2 separate regions of the Homo sapiens genome follow, and region 1 is linked to region 2. A link is a loop called in an ENCODE intact Hi-C map of the cell type or tissue named here. Cell type or tissue: IMR-90. All regions are shown on one strand. Links, peaks and the distances in the headings refer to the core of each region. The heading gives the core; the rest is flanking DNA. Region 1 overlaps SDAD1 (SDA1 domain containing 1). Region 2 overlaps G3BP2 (G3BP stress granule assembly factor 2).

Region 1 (2,920 bases), core at 136-2,635, 320 kb after region 2:
AGAATAAATCCTTTTGAGTATGCTTTATACATGTGCATGAACTAAGATCTGAAGAACAAATTCAAAGAGTGGTGGGATTTTTGTTCATTTTTTCTTAATTAAAAGTTGTTTTATGTTATTTCTCTAATAAATAATTTTAAAAACTAGATAAAAACTGCTAGGCTCTATATAGTTATCCTTCAAGACTGTCGAGAATTTCTACATCCCCTATAAGAAAAGTGACATTGCAGTTCTTCTAACAGACAAAAGTCAAACATTGACCTTAAATTTCTTTTAGCAGTGCCGAAGCCCAACGGAAGTCAAGAATCACAGGAGAAAACAGTAAAAAACCACTGAGGCTATCATTTATTACATAGCAATTTAAAAACTCATAATTCTATTGACTCTTTTAAAGTTCAGATGACCCAGGAAAGCAGTATAGGAACAAAGAAAGCATCACTTAACATAAACTGCATGCCTGCACATCACTGCATGCCTGGTGTGCAGGCATGCAGTTTATGCTGAGTGATGCTTACTTCTAACTGCATGCCTGGTGTGCAGGCATGCAGTTTATGCTGAGTGATGCTTTCTTCTAACTGCATGCAGAAGCAGACCATCCACAGACAGAGCTTACACACAGCCCTATAGGTGCTCACCTTGGTGACCTTAGAGAAACATGCAGTTGTGATAACATTGACAGTTTTTGCATCATTCCTGGGGGAAGACAATGAATGCTTTGAAGTAAATTTTCATTCTACTGTATTTCATAGCACAGACAATGGCACAAAATAAATGATATAACAAATGTTTGTGACGTACTAGAATTCCCAGTTGTAATATTTTAAAAAGATACGAGTTGCTAAATTACTTAACCACAGGTAAAACATTTCATCAGATTTTAGCCCAGACTTACGACAAAATTTGCAGCCATTAAGACAGACTATTTAAAGAATTTTTAATGACGTAGGAAGCTAGTCAAGTGCAAAAAAAAAAAAAAAAAACAACAACTGAGAAGATCGGGGACAGTGGCTCATTCCTGTAATCCCAGCACTTTGGAGGGCCAAGGCAGGCAGATCACTGGAGGCCAAGAGTTCCGGTCCAGCCTGATCAACATAGTGAAACCCCATCTCTACACAAAATACAAAAAATTAGCTGGGCATGTGCCTGTAATTCCAGCTACTTGGGAGGCTGAGGCACGAGAACTGCTTGAACCCAGGAGGCGGAGGTTGCAGTGAGCCAAGATCACACCATTGCACTCCAGCCTGGGCAACAGAGCAAGACTTTGTCTCAAAAAAACAAACAAACAAAAATAATCGAGAATTTAAAAACTATAATATATAGGCCGGGCGCAGTGGCTCACGCCTGTAATCCCAGCACTTTGGGAGGCCGAAGCGGGTGGATCACGATGTCAGGAGATTGAGACCATCCTGGCCAACATGGTGAAACCCCGTCTCTACTAAAATACAAAAAAAATTAGCCGAGCATGGTGGTGCATGCCTGTAGTCCCAGCTACTCGGGAGGCTGAGGCAGGGGAATCGCTGGAACCCAGGAGACAGAGGTTGCAGTGAGCCAAGATCATGCCACTGCACTCCAGCCTGGTGACAGAGCAAGACTTTCTCAAAAAAAATTAATAAATAAATAAAAATTAAAAAAAATAAAAACTGTAATACAGAAAAATTTCAACCATATTTAAAAATTCACATTAAACAAAAAAGACTGGGTGGAAATACCATAAATACTAACAGTAATTGATTAAAACCACTTTTTAAATTTCTCCAAATTTTCTGCTGTAATGAATATTACTTTTATAGTAAAAAAATGTTAGTCAATAAGAAAAGCAAAAGAAATGAGTTAGGGACACTGTATCAACAAACTGAAGTGTACGAAGCATGATATTTTATATAAATAGGATGAATTGACTTGAAAATCTTCAGAGCGGCAGAAGAGAGAGCACAGATTTTGGAGTCAGTTAGATCTGGGTCTGAATTTCAGCTCTGCCTCTTAATAGCTAAACTTTTACTAACTCTAAGAACTTCCATGTCATTACTTATAAAATGGGGATAATTCCAGATAAGCTACATCTTCTGTTCTCAAGTTGTTCTAAGTGAGGTCATGTCAAAGTGCCCGACCTCAGTAGCTGCTCAAGAAATGATAACCAATGTCATTAGTCATTTGAATTGCCTCTATTTTTACTTCCAACTTAAATCTATGACATAAGTATATTAAAGAGCTCAAGCTCAAGAAAAGTATTTGTATATGTGCTCTGTATTAATTACAAATGAAAAAAGAGTCTACTTCTCAAGAGACAAATATATATACACTACCAGATGTTCCTTCTGTAGAGTTCAATCATTACATCTAAAGACATCTTGGCTGCGGTTGCATTGCTATCTCTTAACATGGTGTACATGAAATTTTGCAATACCTGCAGAAAAGGAGGAGAAAGAAGACTTAATGCACTGATGGTACAATGCTGCAAACATGGAAGACAGAAGAGTACTTACTACATTCACTTTATTGTTCTTGTGTTTTGCATTTATATTCTTGATATCAGTCACAATATGTGTGTATAAAGTCTGAGGAAAAGAAACAAAAATATATACATTAAACCTAACCAACATTTTTAACCTTGCTAAATTTGGAGAACAGTATGAATGTACAGGATGACTTAATTTTACCTATTTTTCATTCTATCCCAAAAGAAACCCAAACCAAGCAAACAAACAAAAAAGCAACTACAAAGCAAAGCAAAGTTGTCCTCAAGAAGTTAAACATGGAGTTTAATGTAATACGGCACAATTCTCCTAGGTATATATCCTAGAAAATGAAAACATCAGTGTTCACACAAACATTCATAGCAGCCTTATTCATAGTGGCCAAAAAGTGGAAATAACTTAAATTTCCACTAACTGATGAATGGATAAACAAAATGTGGTATATC
Region 2 (2,920 bases), core at 309-2,808:
CACCTACAATCCCAGCTATTCGGGAGGCTGAGGCAGGAGAATCACTTGAGCTGGGGAGGTGGAGGTTGCAGTGAGCTAAGATAACGCCACTGCCACTACCACTGCACTCCAGCCTGGGCGACAGAGCGAGACTCTGTCTCAAAAAAATAAACGTTTACATGAGCCACATATGGACTCATGTCCCACTGCATGACTTCAAAGCCCAACCCTACTATGTACATAAATGTCTGTGAGTTACTCTAGACCTCAATTTTTTGATCTCTAAAACAGAAACAATAGTACCCACCCTGACAGGGTGGTTGTGAGGATTCACTGAAAATGAACAAAAAGTGCTTCACACAATGCTTGGCGCATATCAAAGGCATAAGCACTAGCTATTTTAACTTTTAACTGTTTAAACTCTCTGAAATGAAATAATCCAAAGGTTCCAAATCCAAATCTGATAGGAAATGAAGATTCCAAAAGAAGGGCCAAAAGTTATTTATTGGGTCTTCATATGGGTAGAAAAGCACAAAACAATACTGCACAAACTAATTTCCTTTGTTAAGATGGAACTCTGGGTGACCATCTTACATAAGGGTAACCACGCATTGCCTGAATACCCAAATGAAAAAAAAAAAAAAGTATCACGGGCGTATTCTACTTTTATGTAGCTGATTATGTGTCCCAACACCAAAAAACTAAAAATTACTACTTTTAAAACCTCAAAATTTCACTGCTTAGAACATATAAAAGATACATTTATATACTAACATTTCAAACATAAATTTTCTAGTGGAATGAAGTTTAATGCAAAATGTAGGGAAAAAATTGGACACCCTTTATATGCTGATAAACTTAATTAGAATTTAGTTCATTCTAAACTAAATCTAACAAACTTCTTAGGTAGGCAGTGTCTTATTTTCACATTTTTGAAAGCTCTGAAATGGGTAAGATGACAAACAGACAAAAAGCAGAATACTAGAATGATCAGTTAAGGTGAACACTACAGTCATAAGTTGGTACAGGCTTCAATTAAGTGGTGTGAACCACTTACACACTGAGAGCTTAGGCAGCGTATGTTAAAAAGTTTCCTGGTTTTTTTTTTTTTTGCTTTAAAAAAAAAAAAAAAAACAAAAACGATTCTTTATTACGCCACACTACTTTGTGCCTCTCCGAATTTCTTACCTAAAATATTTTTGCTAAATAGAATTTGAAGCTTTTGAAAAAGGAACATTCTTTTTGTTATTTTAAGAAGCCTTTTAAATGACAATATTATATACTGGTAAAAACCAACTTAATCTGTATTTCACACACCCAAACCCCAAATACCACCTATGTAGATGATGAATGGAGATTTGACATTTAAAGTGGGTGCACTGACATATAATACAAGTTTTTTGTATATTTAATCCATAATTTCTGATTGACTCATTTTTAAAAGTATTTTAAAAATAAGCAATTGGCAATGTAACAAGGATACAATCCAATGTGTTCACAGATTGGTTACCTGTGAGACTGGTGCTTTAACATGGGGTGGAATTCCAGAGGAAGAAACAGTACCACTAGGAGGCAGGTTTTTACTGGTCACTGAAGCCCAGGAGAAAGCCTGCAGGAAATGCAACAAACCTAGACTACTAATCATGGAAAACCACCAACATTCCTATAGGGAAACTTCCAAATATATATTTTCTTTTCATTTCTAAACTATTGCTCTATATTGGAAGACTCCTAAAAGAAAGGCACACACACACATGCCAGTCTATGTGCCAGCTTTCAAAATCTCATTATGCAAGCTTATTTATAACTTTTGTCTGACTACTAAGTAAAACCATAAGCAAGTTCCTACGTACTCTAAGTAGATGAGCAAGTGGCAAACAAAACCACTAACAAACATGCTAGAAAAACCTGAACCTAATAGAAACAATTTATTTCCCCTTTGGGGGTAAGATAGGGTGTGTGATGGTGTTAACGGGAGAGGGAAGGATAGGAAAGAAGAGAGTATTAGCTGGAAACTCTGACATTCACAAATTGAACAAAGAATCTCCTCCTATCACCACTCAAATATACTTTAACCTTTGACTTTGAAGAAAGATAAAAGAAGTTTCAGGTAGGCTTACATGATACACTAAGGATGTCACTCATCTTTCCAAGATAGTTTAATTGGTGTAGAAAGGAAACTGATCCCATTTAAACCACAAACAACAGGTATCTCTTCTTTTAATTATAGACCAACTTGTTTAAGTTGGGAAACTGCATGATTCCTGGTGCATCTGTGCTCAGAGAATTTAATACAGAATGAAAGAACAACTGACAGCTCTATACATGGATCCAAATAATTTCATATAAGTTACTAAACAATGCATACAGACAAGGATTCATCTTAAGTTATAAGTTTCACTCTTAGAGGGGTATTTTGCGGGGCAGGGAAACAATAACATTTTCTCAGGTAACAAACAAACCCCACAGCTTCTTTCATATACATAAAATAATTTACTAAACAATTTAACATAATAGAAAAAGGTCATACTTCATTAACAGCACCAAATTTGAACATGTGATGTTGTAAGTCTAAAGAGTTCTTTGATCTAACCTTTGGTGGTTCTTGTGGCAGAGAAACAGGTTCTGCCGGAGGAGGAGTAGTAGATTTCTCCTCTAGTTCTTCTAAGTTCTTCTCCTCCACTTGTGGTTTCAGCTCTTCAGTCTTTGTTTCAGATTCTGGCTCAGGTTCAGGTTCATGAGAGGATTCTTCCAAAGGCTCCTCTATGCCATTACTACAATAAAATATTTAGTTCACTTTTTAGTAGGAGTTCAAGTAAGAAAAAATTCAATTTCTCTCTAATCCAATGGGTGTAACTAGTTATATGCCAATAACTTGTTCTAGATCTACAAAGTATTCAAAGCAAAATTCCAAAAAGAGCTATAAGACAGAAGGAATAAT

Evidence for each region. A loop is a pair of places that touch in the nucleus more often than their neighbours do. Peaks named below come from ENCODE experiments on the same cell type or tissue, not always from the same donor. Only the 100,000 strongest peaks of a DNase experiment are listed, where the experiment ranks them.
Region 1: a loop joins it to region 2, with 3 times the contacts of the local background. A loop is called at or near these places in 2 of 110 quality-filtered maps.

Annotation. Positions count from the first base shown.
Region 1 is chr4:75,973,441-75,976,360 of GRCh38, forward strand. SDAD1 (SDA1 domain containing 1) reads right to left here. Exons shown (of 22, transcript NM_018115.4): 5 at 2,484-2,555; 6 at 2,304-2,404; 7 at 636-693. Among named protein-coding and RNA genes, the nearest start is that of SDAD1-AS1, 5.9 kb to the right of the region's middle. In IMR-90, for the core only: no CTCF peak of the experiment used is centred there; no DNase peak of the experiment used is centred there.
Region 2 is chr4:75,652,494-75,655,413 of GRCh38, forward strand. It overlaps G3BP2 (G3BP stress granule assembly factor 2), which reads right to left. Exons shown (of 12, transcript NM_203505.3): 7 at 2,573-2,753; 8 at 1,490-1,588. Among named protein-coding and RNA genes, the nearest start is that of G3BP2, 19 kb to the right of the region's middle. In IMR-90, for the core only: a CTCF peak has its summit at 1,554 (motif pointing right); no DNase peak of the experiment used is centred there.